Linked DNA regions of Homo sapiens: region 2 is linked to region 1. A link is a loop called in an ENCODE intact Hi-C map of the cell type or tissue named here. Cell type or tissue: spleen. All regions are shown on one strand. Links, peaks and the distances in the headings refer to the core of each region. The heading gives the core; the rest is flanking DNA. Region 1 overlaps PPP3R1 (protein phosphatase 3 regulatory subunit B, alpha). Region 2 overlaps PPP3R1 (protein phosphatase 3 regulatory subunit B, alpha).

Region 1 (8,826 bases), core at 225-8,224:
GGTTACACTGAGAAACACATCATTAGATTTCATCATTGTATGAACATCAGAGTGTACTTACACAAACCTATGTGGGACAGCCTACTACACACCCAGGCTATATGGTCCAGCCTATTGCTCCTAGGCTACAAAATCTGTACAGCATCTTACTGTACTGAATACTGTAGGCAATTGTAACACAATGCTAAATATCTGTGTATCTGAACATATCTAAACATTCAAAAGGTACAGTAAAAGTATAGTATGAAAATTTTACTTAAATGGTACACCTGTATAGGGCATTTACCATGAAAGGAGCTTGTGGGACAGAAGCTGCTCTGGGTGAGCCAGTGAGTGACTGGTGAGTTAATGTAAGGGCCTAGGATATTACTGTAGACTTTATAAACTCTGTACACTTAGGCTACACTAATGATGCATTACTCAATGCAACTCGTTGTTAAGTGACACATGACTGTACATGTATTTTCAGCTCCATTATAATCTTACGGAACCACTGTGTATATGTGGTCAGCCACTGACCAAAAATTATTATGTAGCACATTAATGTATATAAATAATCTGATAAAAAAGATCATATAAGCACTTCATAAGCACATCAACTACACAAGCATTTTATCCCTCTATTAAAGAGTATTCCTTCTTTAATGGAATATGTGACATAACTGCAAACTGTTCAAATAAACCTTATTTCCCCATTTTCTATCTATAAAATGACACACCCTTACTCTTGAAAGAGAAAAAATATAATGAAAGTCCTACAAATGCTTTTCGCTTATTTATTTATATGTCTACTCCACCTCAGGGCAGAGTCCATGACTTTTTCATTGGTGCTCTGAGCATCACATATAACAGGTGCTTAATTATGGTTTTAATAATGTTTTAAGTATTAATAAGTATTTCAAATGTAAAACTTATTGATTAAAATTCCATCAGTATTTAAAACTACTAGCTAACCAGGTACCAATCAGCAAACCATTCAGAACAGTGTCTCAAAGTTCATAGATTTTGCTGAAGAGCTACCCTCTCCACGCTTGCCTTAATTTTTTACACATATACCAAGGATTAGTTAATTATTTTCTTCTTCCAATCTTGAGTTTTGCCTTAGTTTACAACCATAGACTAGGAAAGGTGACAGGGAATTTAAACATAACAGATCACAAAGGTGATCTATTGTGAGTAGATAAGAAAAGATAATGTCTCCACAAACTTTAAGTGGACAAATCAGGATCATTTCTTCTAGGCTGTATGATTAATGGGAAGAGGAAAAGCAGAAATGTAGTATGATAATATTTATGCAAACTATTTATTAGTCAATTTATTGAAGTGGGGACATTAATTATAGTTTAGAAAGTTGTTTATCAAGAAACTGAAATTTAGGCACTTAAAGGATTGTTTTAGCTACTCAGAAAACTCCTCCAATCAAGAAGATAGCATTTCAGTCTTAATAAATGAATAAAAAATATTAAGAATACTTGAAAATCATAATCATAAATCAAATAAATATATGTGGTTCAATCCATCTTCTTTACATTGCCAACAGTAATCTTTCTAAAAGGCAAATTCAGCCAAACGGCTAGCTCCTGTGCTTTACATTTTCTAGTGGCTTTCTAATACAAAAAGTCTAAAGTCCTCGGCAATACTTAGCCTCAAATTTAAATTTCCATCTTATCTCTTTCCCCATTTCCTTTTCTTTGGCTACAATGCTCTTGGCACATCTCTGCTAAAGTATAGATTTTATACCTCCATTTCCTTATAAACCTCCTGCTGGAATGGCCTTGCCTGAATTCTCCATTTATGAGACACCTATCAATTTTTCTCTGATAAAAGAAAGGGGTTACTAATGATTTATCTTATAGTTGTATCATTATCTCACTCCCTGGCAAAGGCCCTTAGAAGGAGTAGTTAAATTTTATTTACTTGTTTTAATATCTTGTGAAACATTATAAAGTAGTTGATATCTGCTCTGGATGAGTAGTCAAAACTTTCCTCAAAGGCAAAGCAATGTGCCAGTGATCACATTTTACCTTGACAATAAATGACTTCTTAAAAAGCCCCTTTAATATGACTAGGAGGGAACAAGCTCTATCTAATCTTTCCATTCATCATCATTCCCACATACCCCATGTAGCTAAAACTGATCTTGAGCTAAGAAGCCAGTGCAGCATGTATGGGGGCAGTTATCTTTTCTCCAACCACTCATTTATTTCCTCATCTCCCTCCCCTCCTTTCAGCTACGATTACGATGATGAGTAAGATGGACTAAATACTCAGTATTTACAATCTAGTCGAGGCTGAGCAACTAGAGGAATCCATACCTAAATATCCAGAATATTTTTAAATGGCCAGCTTGGAAAGCAAAGCCAGGAAAAAATTTTAAAGCCAAGATCTACGAAAGTCAGCTTTCAAGAACAAATGGTAAATATAGTTATTTTAGGTATCAAACAAAATGATTTCTTTGGTCATTACTGGCACCTGAGGGGCAGTTATTTAAGCACTTCCACTTGCCAGCAGTGTTGCTGTGCTACAGTAGGATATTAGAGTATGAAACAGAGTTTTAATTCTTGAAATATCGGCATTAGCAATCACCTACAAATTAGGAACAGATCTCTAAAGCAGATCAAACCCATCTTGTTAGCACCATTAAATTTAGTTTCAGTATATTTATAGAAGATCTGCACTTAGTACCAGTTAAATACTGAAGAACAAATTCTAACTTTTGGCGCCAATTTTCATTAAATATATTTTTTTCCTGCTGCTTAGGATCATATTCCCTTAAAAGAGATGGACAAGGAAAAACAAACCTCACCCTCTTGACTCATCTTGTGACTCAGAGATACTCTTTTTCATATGTTTTGCCAGGTTGAAACTCATGTTATTTTTCTACTTTTTGGAAGGACAACTTTGGGAGGAATGCCTTAACAGTTGAAAATGCCTACATATTCAATTGACATTATATTAGACAAAATATTAAAATAATCTTCAAGTCATATACTGTTATCTAAAATTTAAGCAAGGTGGCAAAAACTTAGATATTTTAGTCAGAGTTTATAAAACATAAAAAGTTACTAATAAGGAATTGGTAGATTGTTTATACAGAAAACAGACTGTTGAGACTTAACCTCGATCAATTGCACTCTGACGGTTCTCACGGATAAATGTAAAATTCAGATGGTAACTCATTTTAAAAAGTGACTTCAAGAATCTTGTTAATGTTACTACATGAAAGTATTAAGAACTTGCTTTTAGAGAGCTCATGTTGCTACACTAAATTTTAGTATTTTCAACTGGACATATTAATACTGCAGCAATATAATATTAATAGAAATAGAAGGTTACATATTCATTCATCACACTTTCAGATGATGAAACATAAATCATCTCCCTTATATATTTCTCTCATTTAGAAAAAAAGAATACAAGAAATTTCAAAATAGTAAAGAAAAGACCACAGTGTTCTGGTTCTGAAAGCATTGCTATTAATACATACACACCAAGCTGCTATTCAACTGTTGGGATTAAAAGTAAAGACAACTTAAAGCAGTGTGAACTGTTTTAGGTGATGCTAAAATTTTTCAGAATGAAGAGAAAATGAAATAAACAGAATGGTAGAAAAACAAAACTTTCCTCAAATTTTAGCCAATTCCCAATAATTGTATAGTAGAAAAAAGCAACAAGACTATTGCTTCATCAGGAAATTCTTTTAATAGCTACTTTACAAATAACTTATTACCTATTAATACACCAACTGATTTAAAACAAAGCAAGTATCTCTAAATTCTAACAATAATATTTTGAAAGAAACAACTATATGTAATGTGGGATCCAGGAGAGAATCCTGGAAAAGAAAAAGAACACTCTCCAAGTTTCACCATTTTTTTCACTCATGTATGTGGTTTAATATTCTTTAGCCAATGTTAATTTCTTGATGTTGATAACTGTACTATAATTCTGTGAGATGTTAACATCCCCACTTGGCTGAGGGGTATTCAAGAACTCTATTATCTTTGTAACTTTTTTGTAATTTCTCCTGAGTCTTGGCTCCAATTTGTGACAACTCTTGATTGATTGTCTTTCATGACCTTGAAACTTATGATCCAGTATTTTGTAAAACTTCCCTCAGTTTGAGCTTCCTGTTTTCTCATGATTAGAATGCATTTAGGCATTTGGGGCAAGAATACCACAGAAATGATATTGTGTCCTCCAGTACACTGTATCAAGGGGCTCATGACATCAATATGTCTTATTACTAGTGATGTTAACTTTGATCACTTGGCCAAGGTGGTGGCTGCCAGATTTCTCCACTATAAATCTACCATCTTTTCCTTTGCAGTTAAAAAAATATCCTGGGAGGAGAGGGGGTAGGGAATACTTTGAGACTGTGCAAATACTCTTTTCTCCTCAAACTCTGACCTAATTTTGGCATCCATCAGCAGGTCCTGTCTGCCACATTTATTACCGTGGTATTTGCCTAATGAAAAATTTCTTTTCCCGTCTTTCTTTCTACATTAATTGGGATGCTCCTGTAAAAAAAATACAAAACCAAAACCAGTGCCTTCTCCACCATTTATTTATTAAAATACTTACATCAGCATGGACTCATGAGTATTTTAGTACATGAATTAAAATCCAATACTATCATTATTTTGTTAGTCAAATTGTTCCAGCTTTATTAGGTCTTTATTAGATCTTCAGGTTGGCTCCTATGCGGCCTTTCCAACAACCTTTTTTTTTTTTTTAAGTACTTCCTTAATTTCTGGCACCATAATATGTTCAAGGCTTATCCCAACTATACGTACTATTTCTAAGACACGATTCTCCAATCTCTTTTGTACAGCAAGAAATTTAGAACCATATTATAGGATGAGAACTATTAGAAACTACTACTCCAATACAGGATCCCGGAATCTCTATCTTAGAGGTGTTTTGGAAAAAAGCCATCAGACATGGCAAAATTATCTATGGAAAAGCTTGTACTGAATAACTCCTGTGAAGATCACAAAACAAAAAACCTCATAGTGTTATCAACAGAAGTTACTGAGAAGTTTTTCAACATAAAGATTAACTTAAAAGCTTTACAGTTTTTTATAAAGACACCTCCTACGAAGGTAAATGGCTGTATTTTCATGTGACCCCAATGAGAAGTAAAATCCACCAGGGGGCGCAGCAGATAAAACCTTCAAAAAGCTCCAAAAAAATTTTCCAGTTTTATAATGATCTTGTTGTGTACCAAGTGGAAGTTTAATATTTATATTCTGCACAGTTTGACTACCAAATGAACAAAGCAAAGAGAGCACCCTATCAGTATTATGACAGACTTGAAATAGTATATTATGAAATGAACACAGGTCATACATGTATGTGTTGTACCTTTTCTTAAATACATGAAAAACTCATCCACTTAAAAGGTCTACATTCGAGAAATATAATCTTAGACTGCAAAAAGTAATGAGTCTTTTTGGAGCTCCTAGATTTCTTACATACTTTAAAGATTATCATGCAATTGTCAAATATGCAAAAACTCGGTATCACCACCAACAAAAGAAGTATCACATTTTAATAAAAATGCTATTTTTTTTTTTAATGGAGACTCACTCTGTCACCCAGGCAGGAGGGCAGTGGTGTGATCTCAGCTCACTGTAACCTCTGCCTCCTGGGTTCAAGCAATTCTTCTGCCTCAGCCTCCGGGGTAGCTGAGATTACAGGCGTGCGCCACCACGCCCTGCTGATTTTTGTATTTTTGGTAGAGACGGAATTTCACCATGTTGGCCAGTCTGGTCTTGAACTTCTGACCTCAGGTGATCTGCCCACCTTGGCCTCCCAAAGTGCTGGAATTACAGGTGTGAGGCACAACGCCTGGCCTAAAAATGCTAAAATAATTTAAGCCAACTTTGAGGAATAACTACCTTCAAATGATGCATTATTAAGTATATGGTTATATAAGTTTTGACAAATGCATATACCTATGGAAGCATCACTACCATCAAGATAAAAGAACATTCCATGACCCCTAAACACTCCCTTGAGCCCTTTTGCAGTCAATCACCCTTTTCTTACCACCCTAGGCAACCACTGTTCTTTCTATAACTAAATTCTATCTAGAATTTCATGTCTACAGGATCATACAGTAGGTACTCGCGTCTATCTTCTTTTACTCACCAAGTTTTTGACACTAATCCATGTTGTTGCATGTGTCAGTTTGTTCCTTTATACTGCAGAGCAGTATAGTCCATTATATGGATATACCACAATTTGTTTATGCATTCATCTGTTGACAGACATTCCTGTAAAGCTACTATAAATATTAATGTGTATTTCTGTAAACAAACGTTTTCCTGGAATTGCTGGGTCACAGGGTTAAGTTTTCAGAAACTGTCAGTTTTCCAAAGTAATGTACCATTTTACTCTCCCATCAGCAATATATGATTATTTCAGTAGCTCCACATCCTTGCTAACAAGTGGTATTGCCTATTTTTTCATATATTTTTATTAGTGAATTGTGCTTTTAAAAAAAAAGCGTTATGTAAAAGATTTGTGAAATTCTCTATATACTGATCCAAGTCCTTTGTTAGGTATTTTCTAATAGTATTTTCTCCCAGTCTGTGAGCTTGCCTTTTCATAGGTGTATTTTTAAAACCAAAACCTTTCAATATTAATGAAATAGAATTTTTTCCCTTTATGATTCCTGTTTTGTGTGTACTAAAAGTCTTTACCCATCCTTGATCATGAAGATTTTCTCCTGTTTTCTTCTAGATGTTCCATTGTTTTATGTTTAAATCTATGACCTACGTTATATGCCTTTTAAATATATGATACATATAGAAAAATAATGACTTTTTATTCCATACAGAAATACAGCTGTTTTGTTGAAAAGGCTCCCTTTACAACGGCACCTTTGGCAAAAAAAAAAAAAAAAAAAAAAAAAAAGCATATATATGTAAACATATATATGTAAATATATATGTAAACATGTTTACATATACAATACACATATATGTAAATATATACATACATGTATATATAATATATATTTACATATATGTGCATACATATATACATTTTACATATATGTATACACATATGTACATACATATGTATACATACATATGTGTATGCATGTATGTGTATACACATGTATACATGTATACATATATGTATATACATATGTACATATATGTACATGTATATGCATATATATGTACATATATGTACATGTATATGCATATATATGTATATATATGTGTATGTATATGCATATATACGTATATATGCGTGTGTATATATGTATATACATATATACGTATATATGCGTATGTATATATATGTATATACATATATATGTGTATACATATATGAATGAATGAGTCTGGACCCTCTATTCTGTTTCATTGATTTTAGTCTACCTTATGCCAGTACCACAGTGTTATGTTTTATGGTAAATCTTTAAATCGAGGAGCTGTACTTTTACTTTGTTCTGTTTTAAAATGCTGACTCTTCTAAGACCCGTGCATTTCCACATGGAATTAACCATCAGTTTGCTAAATTTTTTAAAATCTTGTTAAGAATTTGATTGGGAAGGTCTTGAGGAAGCTATAGATAAGTCTGAGTAGAACTGACATCTTTGTAACAAGTCTTCTAATCTATGAATGCGGTATATATCTTCATTTGTGTAGGTCTTTTTAAGTTCCAATAATTTTCTGTAATTTGGAGTACAGATTTTACACATATCTGGTTAAACTTATACCTGAGTATTTTACAATTTTACTCTATTATGCATGGTACTTGTCCATTTCATCTTTATTTGTATTATTATTTTTTTAAGATGGAGTTTTGCTCTGTCACCCAGGCTGGAGTGCAGTGGCACGATCTTGGCTCACTGCCACCTCCGCCTCCTGGGTTCACACCATTCTCCTGCCTCAGCCTCCCGAGTAGCTAAGAATACAGGCAAGTGCCACCATGCCCAGCTAATTTTTTTATTTTTAGTAGAGATGGGATTTCACCATGTTGGCCAGGATGGTCTTGATCTCCTGACCTCGTGATCTGCCCACCTCAGTCTCCCAAAGTGCTAGGATTACAGGCGTGAGCCACCGCTCCCAGACCCATTTCATTTTTAATTGTTCTTTACTATTATATAGAAATTACACTGTTTGGGTATATTATCCTTGTATCCTACAATCTTGCCAAATTCACATCAGTCCTAGTAACTTAACATTTGCTATATATATAAAACCATGTCATCTGGGAATAAAAACAATTTTACTCCTTCCTTTCCAATCTCAAGTCTTTTTCTTTTTCTTGATCATGTTGTGACTAGGACTTCAAATACAACGTTGATTAGAAGTGGTCAAGAGTGGAAAATCTTGTTTTCTTCCCCAATCTTAGGTAGAAACGATTCAGCCTTTCATCATGAGATATGAGTATGAACAAAGTAAAGGTTTTTTAGTAGATGCCCAATATCAGGCTGAGGAAGTTCCCTTCTATTCCCAATTCGCTAATATCATGAATAGATATTACATTTTGCCAAACACTTTGCTGTAATTACTGAGAAGATGTTTTTCTCTTTTGTCAAAATAGTAAATTACATTAATTTTTGAATGTTAAAATTGCATTACTGGTATAAAAATCCCCTTGGTTGTGTTTTATCATCCTTTTTACACACCACCGAATTTGACTTGCAAATACTAAATGATTTTTTGCACATATATTCTCAAATAATGTTGGTTTATATTCCATATTGATTTTATTATAATGTCTTTGGTATTACCATCAAGGTAATGCTAGCTTCTATTTTCTAAGAGTCTAGATAAGACTGTGTTTCTTTCTTTCTTT
Region 2 (8,826 bases), core at 414-8,413, 49 kb after region 1:
GCTCTGTACCTCACTTCTGTCTTATACTTCACTTCTATTTTCTACCTATAAATACTACTAGACCACGTTGCTTGTTGGAGTTCTTAGATCTGTTCTGATTCTGAGAGCTATCCCATACGCAGAGTTTTCTTTCTCAAACTCTGCTAAATTGAACTTGTATGAAGATTTTTTCCTTTTAACAGATGAAAAACAAAACAGACAAGATGCCCATTCTCACAGAGTTCACATTAAATCATGGGGAGACAGAAAGCGACCAAACATCTCAAAACTAATCAATTATGTGCTACAAAGGAAACATTAAAGGTACTAAAAGAGTGTAACATAGAACATGACCTGACCTGCTCTGGGAGTGTATGGCTCCCCCTTAGTTAACTGAGGGACTTTTGAGGCATTCCAGTAGCATATGCAAAGGTTCAGATGGTGGAATAAACATAGCAAACGATACTGGGTGAATGACACAAGGCCAAGTGGCTAGAGCACAGAAAACAAGTAGGAACATGGTGGAAGGGACAGAAGTAAGCAGATGAAGAATTCATGGAGTCTTTTAGGCTATGTTGAAGATTTCAGTCTTTATAATGCCGGAATTTTAAACGGGAAAGTAATACAATCATATTTGAGAGAGTCTTGGACCAAACCTACATCAAAGGCTGGAAACAGACTAAAAATGGTCAGAGAGGTAGAAATAGCAACTAGCAATAGTAGAAAAGGTCGCAGAAGCCAAAAGAGGAGAATTTCAAGAGTTCCCGACAAGGTCCAACATTACAAAGAAGAAAAATGTTAAACCAAATGCATTTAATGAATACCTATGGGATCTCTAGACGCTCTACAGTGGTCCCTCAGTATCCACTGGGAACTGGTCCCATTTCCCCACCCCCACCTCTTAGAAACCAAACTCCACAGATGCTCAAGTCCCTGATATAAAATGGCATAGTATTTGAATGTAACCTATGCACACATCCTCCTGTATACTTTAAATCACCTCTGGATTACTTGCAATATCTAATACAATGTAAATAGTATTTATACTAAATTTTTATTTGTATTATTTTTCATTGTTATTTTTTATTTTTTTTCCCCAAGTATTTTCAATCCATGGACCCAGAACTCATGGGCATGGAAGGCCAACTGTATATGTCACAATTTAAGGTGTTGTTATTCCCACTTTATATACATATGTACTGCACTAAATAAGGTCTAGAGAGCTTATGATATTTGTTCAAGGTCACATTGCTAATAAATGGCAGAGCCAGAATCTAAATTCAGATCTTCCCAACTCCAAATCTCATGCTGGTAATTAGAAGATTACTGACAATGTGGCCGGGCACAGTGGCTCAGGCCTATAATCCCAGCACTTTGGGAGGCCAAGGTGGGCGGATCACCAGGTCAGGAGCTGGCCAACTTGACCAACATGGTGAAATACCGTCTCTACTAAAAATACAAAAATTAGCCAGGCACGGAGGCACATGCCTGTAATCCCAGCTACTCAGAAGGCTGAAGCAGGAGAATCACTTGAACATGGAAGGTGGAGGTTGCAGTGAACCGAGATTGCACCACTGTACTCCAGCCTGGCCCACAGAGTAAGACTCCATCTCAAAAAAAAAAAAAAAAAAAGATTACTACCAATGTAAGTTTCATTGACATGCAGGTGCAAAATCATTGTAGACAAGCAGTATCTAATGGAAACTTCTGCCACAATGGATACATTCTTTATCTACACTAACACAGTAGCCACTACCTACATGTAGTTATTGTGTACTCGTAGATATTGTGAATGAAGAACTGAATTTACACTTTTACTTAACTTTAATTAACTTTAAAATTTAAACAACCACATACAGCTAGTGTCTACTGAATTAAACATCACTGAACTGTGGTGGACTGAAAAACAAGAAATGCACCAGGCGCGGTGGCTCACGCGTGTAATACCAGCAATTTGGGAGGCTGAAGCAAGCGGATCATGAGGTCAGGAGTTTGAGACTAGCCTGATCAACATGGTGAAACCCTGTCTCTACTAAAAATACAAAAATTAGCTGGGTGTGGTGGTGCGCACCCGCAATCACAGCTACTCGAAAGCTGAGGCAGGGGAATTGCTTGAACCCAGGAGGCTGAAGTAGCGGTGAGCCAAGATTGCGCCACTGCACTCTAGCCTGGACAACAGAGCAAGACTCCGTCTAAAAAAAAAAAAAAGAAAAGAAAAACAAGAAATGTACGAACAGACGTTAACAGTCCAGAAGCAAGGTAAAAGCAGCGTGACTGCCAGACAGCAAGATACAGCTGAAGTATTCCTCTGATTATAAGTTCACTCTTTACTTGAGAAAGAGTATAAGTTAGTTTATAATTCATGAAATTCTATTTGTTAGGGAACACAGGTGCACCATGAACAAATATGTAAGTACAGATTTATCTTATTGCCCATTATCACGTGTTTTTCCTGAGATTCCAATTTTTATTAAAGATTGCCTTACAAGAAATACTAGACAATGCCAGCATACTGCATGCCTAAAATAGGGGCTTGCTTATGGCATTACACTCAGGAGGATATGAAAGAAAATCATCCCTGAATCTAGACAGATTAAAAATAAAATACTAATGGATAGCGCTAGTAAGGGCCAAGGGTAACATCCTTTCTGTAGGCTGCTATGCTTCATTCTATTGTAACTAGGTTTTAAAATGCATACCTAATTCTAACATAAAAATAAAAATGAATACTCTGTGTTCTTTAGAAAAAGAGCTGGTCAACGCACCAGTGATTTTACCAACACCAGAAAAACAAGTCAATGTAACATCTCATCTACAGGAATGTTTTTTTGGGATACCAACAGGGCTACCAATTTGGCCCTCTTTTTACTACTTACAAGAAATATTTAAAAAACAAAACAAAACTCTATGAGGAAGAACAGTATAGGAATCTATGAATTGTTTAAATTATTAGTGCTAAATTTCAAAAGATTTCCTACAGAAATCTTCAAACATTTTAAATATTTCATAGTACAAGACTATAAAATCCAAAGACAAACCCAGGAATACATTTATCAAAATGTTATTCCTGCGCCAGACCTATAAATTAGTCAGAATTATACTGTCAATTCACAAACACTGAGGAGATGTTGACCATAAGTTTCCTTTATTATGGAGTCTATGGAGAAAATTCAGAAAGGGAAGAAAAGATGAGGGCTACTGGAGAAAAGGCTTACTTGGAAGGGTAAAAATGAGGAATAAATTTTAAACAATCAAGCTTGAGTTAAAAAAGACGCTTTATCCATTATACTTCAGAAGCTATTTTCTCTTTTAATAATTTGTTATCCATGTTATGTTTAATAAGATATTAGGTAGAAATAAGTACAAAAAAAAGTTCTAGTAAAATGTTATTTTCCCCAGAGTAATTTCTTAAGAACATGGTCATAGTTCAGACCCTCGTTAAAGTAACAACCTCTATCACTATAAAATTGTTACCTAATTAGATTTATCAATTATTTCTGACTCATTGTTTACATTTAAAATACCATTAAAACTTTGGACTAAAACTGATTGTAATGAGTAAACTATGAGTTTACTTATAGTTTGTAATAAGTAGCGTATCATTAAAACTTTTACGATCAATCTTTTTAATAAGAACTAAATTATAATAAAATCCATATGTTGCCACAGGCGGGAAAAAAAAGGAAGGAAAAAAACCCCACACAAAAAACTCTTCGAAGAATATATAAACAAGAAACTTAATACTGGGGGAGGGGTGGCCAGGGAAGACTTACTTTCCATTTTAGATCTTTCAATATCATTTGAATTTTTAAGTGACTACATTAATGTAGTGTCTTTAGAACTTTAGGGAAAAAAAATTAACATACGGATCTAAAACATGTTTCCCCTTCCTTAAAAGCTGAACTCAAAAAATGATTCCTTTTAGACCTATGTAAATTGATCAGAAGAACAAATCTGAGTTAATAAAGCAAAGACTGCCAAAGTATTAAGCTCTTTTCTGGTTAAAACCCCTGTTTTCTAGATTTATTTCCTAGGTCACTGACCAACTGCTGCCTTCTCCTAGGTCCTAGCTACCATTTAGTTATATTTATTTATTACCTTGTTAACTGCCTAACAATTCCCCAAACTGGATAACACAATCCTCTTCCACAGCCCTCACCCCTCAAAACCACCCCAGTTCCCTCAGGCTCAATGTCAACCTCAGCAAATTAACTTGCCTCAAATTATCCTGAGATACTAAGATGATTTAGGCCACCTGCTATGAACTCCATTATTAAAACATATCTGTTGCCATGGCCTATTTCTCTTCACTCTGATTTTTTCTCTCTCTTTTAATGTCTATCCTTTCCTTTTATCCTCTTCTTTTTAACTTTTCTAGAGCTCATTCCATTAATCACGCTCTTACAGCTCCCTCTCCTGGCTTTTCTAATTCTCAAGAATATCCCCATCTTTCTCTTACCAAAAAAGAACTTACTCCAACTGTAAACCACTGAAGTTAATTATCCTTTGTCTTTCTTTCATAAATGTCTCAAAAAAAAAAGAAACTGACACTCACTGCCTTCAATGTCCGATAAGCACCTTTTCCTTTATTCCACTTCACATACTCCTTCAAATAGTACTTAACATCTACCATATACCAAGTATCTGGAATATAAGAACGAAAAGACAAAGACAAGGCTTCTGCATTCACAGAGTTTACTTTCCCCTGCAATCTTATGTTTGTCACCTAGGACATGACTGAAGTTAGTCTTAAAAATTATCAATATTCTTCTAATGACCATTCCATCAGTATTTTCTTAATCTTCATCTTTACAACTATCCAATCAGCTATTACCCTGACTCAAATATTCTACTTCTAGGCCAGGCCTGGTGGTTCACGACTGTAATCCCAGCACTCTGGGAGGCTAAGGTGGGCAGACTGCTTGAGCTCAGGAGTTTGAGACCAGCCTGCGCAACATGGCAAGACCCTGTCTCCACAAAAATTAGCTGGGTGTAGTGGTGTGCACCTGTAGTCTCAGCTACTTGGGAGGCTGAGGAGGGAGGATGGCTTGAGCCTGGGAGGTGGAGGCTGCAATAAGCTGAGATCGCACCACCGCACTCCAACCTGGGCAAAATAGCAAGATCCTGTCTCCAAAAAGAAAAAAAAATTATTCAGTTTATTTTCCAAGTACATTATCACATTTGTTAAATAATTACAGTATAATGTCTCAAGCCTATCAAATTAACTATCTAAAACCAAGCTCACCTTCTTCTAACACTACTTTTCACCAGCAACTCACTCTTACTTTCCTGGTTTTATTTGTAATGTGCTATCTTTATATCTAATCACTAGGTTGGGTCATCCTTCATGACTGTTTCCTCATCATCAGTTTCTAACTCTTTTCAACTCTATATTTAAAATGCCTCCATTTTTATTTGCTTTCAAATCCTTATAACTTCATACTTGTAATACTATAAAGCAGTATTCCTTTGTGGAACTCACCTCATCTAGTTTCCACCCTTTCCAAGTCACCCAGCATCTTATTTCCAGATTAATCAATGGTTCCCCAATGGGACCAAACTGAACTCAAAACAGTTAAACCATTTACAACTTAACACATGACTTCCTTTCCAGCCTAAACTCTTATATGACCTACATAATAGTTTTCATCTTTTTCTCCTTCTCTTTCATGTTAAAAGGATGAGAAAAATTCCCCTTCTTGTCTAAGGAGAGTCATAAACTCCCTTCTACCTCCTTGGAGACATTAAGTTGTCAATAATCCTGTCTTTTCTCTTTGAAAAGATTCAAAAGATAATCTCTCCCTTTTTACCCTTTTTACTGACTTTTTCTTTCTTTCTTTTTTTTTTTTTTTTTTTTTTTTTGAGACAGAGTCTTGCTCTGTCGTCCAAGCTGGAGTGCACTGGTACAATCTCAGCTCCCTGCAACCTCCGCCTCCCGGGTTCAAGTGATTCTCCTGCCTCAGCCTCCTAAGTAGCTGGCATTACAGGCACGCGTCACCAAACCCGGCTAATTTTTGTATTTTTAGTAGAGACAGGGTTTCACCATATTGGTCGGGCTGGTCTCTAACTCCCGACCTCATGATCCGCCCGCCTCAGCCTCCCAAAGTGCTGGGATTACAGGAGTGAGCCACCGTGCCCGGCTCTGACTTTTTCTTTCAACCCCAAGATAAATCCTTCCTCAAAACTAAATTCTCTAGCTTTCACCCTCTCTGCTACTCAAAGCTTTAAAAAGCAATCTAAATTCAATGTCTCACTACCTCCTGGCTTCCCTTGCCACCATTACAACAAACTACTATTGACCAAGTCATCAAAACTCTCCTGTTATCTCCAAAAGACATCTTTAAGTTCTCTTTCTTGATCTCTGCAGTATCTATTCACTGCTGACTCCTTCCTCTTTAAGACTCCCTTCAATCTGGCATCATGCTATGCTGCTCATTTCCCAACTATCTCTCTGGCTATTCAATGACAAACTTCACAGGCTCCTCATCCTCTACCTGCCTTTTTACATGCACCATCTTTAGAGTTCACTCTCTTCACGTCTCATTTTATATTCTCTCTACACAGGATTTCATCCAGTTTCACGGCTTCAACTACTACCTAATATAAATGCACAGACAATGCTCAAATCTTTAATGCAAGCCCCAGATGTCTCTTATGAGCTCCAGATATAGGTAGCCAATTACCTGTTGGCCATAATCACCTAGATAACCCAAGATTACTATTCCCTGCCCACCTCCCGCCCCCCAAAACAGTCTTGCTCTGTCACCCAGGCTGGAGTGCAGTCACACAATCTTGGCTCACCACAACCTCCACCTCCCAAGCTCAAGCCATCCTCCCACCTCTGCCTCCTGAGTAGCTGGCACTACAGGCGTGTGCCACTGTGCCCGCCTAATTTTTGTATTTTTGTACAGATGGGCTTTCACCATGTTGCCCAGGCTGGTCTGGAACTCTTGAGCCCAAGATCCATCTGCCTCGGCCTCCCAAAGTGCTTGGATTGTAGGGATGAGCCACTGTGCCTAGCCCACCCATGATTCCTTTAAATTCAGCATGTGCAAAAATAAAAATTCTCATCACTCCCCCAAAACCTTCTTCTCCTACATCTCCTAGGAGAATGTGCATTTCTAACAAGGTCCCAAATGATACTGATGCTGCTAGTCCAGGATCCACTTCTTGAGAATCACTGTTCAAACACATGTGCCTCTTTCTACCTCCAGGCTATCAAGTTCTTTCTGTTTCTCCTAGGCCATGACATGTATGTAGCAGGCACTGTTAATATTTCACAGCACTCTATCCTATTGAAATTGGAGTCTTGCAACATAGCATCCCAAGCACTAATTACCAAATAATAGAAGCCTAGAGATGAAACAATAGTCATCCCAGCAAACTGGAAGTTTCTCGAGGACAGGAACAGTATTCCCCATGTATTCCTAAAACCTAACCTTAACCAAGTAGGTGCTCAACAAATATTTGCTGGGTGGATAGCATTATCCAAAGCCAGAAACCAAAGCAGAATTCACCACCTCTTTTCTTCCCCATAATCCAATAGTTACCAAGTTCTTTCTTCTACCGCCTAAATGTATCTCCTGTAGGATCCCTACTATCTATCTGCATTGTTACTGTATTCTTTCACATCCTTCTGTCTCATATAAATTACTATAATTATTTCTGAATCCTCATGTCTAGATTCATCTATCCTATTATCCACCCGGCCATCAGAATGGTCTCTTTAAAAAAGTAAATGAGACAATGTCATTCTCCTGCTTGAAAATAACTTCCCACTGCTTTTAGGAGAAAAAAGATTAACTCCTTCATGATATGCAAATCCCTCTATGATCTAGTGTCAATCCACCAGACACTACCCCCTTCCTCTCCAGCCACGCTAAACTAACACTGTAGTTCTCTGGATGGCTTGTATATCTCATGCTTCCATGACTTCGAACAGAAGCTCTCTATGTGGTGTGCCCTTCCTCACTGGCTAAATACTCATCCTTTCAAGACTCAGTTCAGACACCATTTCTTCCAGGAAACTTTAAGTGACATTCATCCCCAGTGTGGATTAAGCCTCTTCCCTGCCATGTGCTCTTACAGCATCCCATGTTTAGTCTGTTAATAGCACATAGCACACTGCATAATCACTGTCTTATTTACCCTACTTGATTAATTTCCTTGTAGATAACAATTATGTCTTAAGTACATATAGTTAGTGCTAGGTACATTAAGAGACGCTTGACTCAACTTTACACATTCCTTCCTATTCTCTAAACAGTGGTTCTCAAAGTTCAGCCTATATCACAATTACCTGGAAGACCTATAAAACTTAAGACTGCTTGGCTCATCTCCAGAATTTTGGATTCAGTTGTTCCAGGGTGGGGCCTGACAAGTTTCCAGATGATGCTGTTGCTGTTGGTTCGGGAACCATCAGTGCTCCAAATGTACATTGTCTCTTCCTCCCTTTAGGATTTAAAGTGCCTTCTTCTAGATGCCTCCAACTCTGCCTACTGCAACGCTGATCTTTTTAGACCCAGCTAGCTCAATTACCACCTCCTTCATAAAACTTTTCCTAATCCCAGGTGAAAATGATCTTGCTCCTTCTTAAATTTCTATCATGCTTTGTGTGTACTATTCATATGACACTCATCACATGCTAACTTACTTCACGGTTACTGCCATTTGTCTTACATTCTCTACTTAAATGAAGGTAGGAAACCTGCCTTAATCATTGCAATATCCTCCACAACAGAGAGCACAACAACCAGTAAACGGCAGACAAAATCTACAAGTATTTGTTGATAGGAATGAATCCCTGTTGCTTGCCCCAGACTCCAGGCCCACTGTCTGACTTAATAT

Evidence for each region. A loop is a pair of places that touch in the nucleus more often than their neighbours do. Peaks named below come from ENCODE experiments on the same cell type or tissue, not always from the same donor. Only the 100,000 strongest peaks of a DNase experiment are listed, where the experiment ranks them.
Region 2: a loop joins it to region 1, with 2.0 times the contacts of the local background. A loop is called at or near these places in 75 of 110 quality-filtered maps.

The regions. Positions count from the first base shown.
Region 1 is chr2:68,191,166-68,199,991 of GRCh38, forward strand. All of the region lies in intron 2 of PPP3R1 (protein phosphatase 3 regulatory subunit B, alpha), which reads right to left. Among named protein-coding and RNA genes, the nearest start is that of PNO1, 38 kb to the left of the region's middle. RefSeq lists an enhancer at 1,676-3,694. In spleen, for the core only: a CTCF peak has its summit at 5,143 (motif pointing right); no DNase peak of the experiment used is centred there; H3K27ac peaks cover 1,287 bases.
Region 2 is chr2:68,240,252-68,249,077 of GRCh38, forward strand. The region is part of intron 1 of PPP3R1 (protein phosphatase 3 regulatory subunit B, alpha); the gene reads right to left. Among named protein-coding and RNA genes, the nearest start is that of PPP3R1-AS1, 6.9 kb to the right of the region's middle. In spleen, for the core only: no CTCF peak of the experiment used is centred there; no DNase peak of the experiment used is centred there; H3K4me3 peaks cover 1,110 bases; H3K27ac peaks cover 13 bases.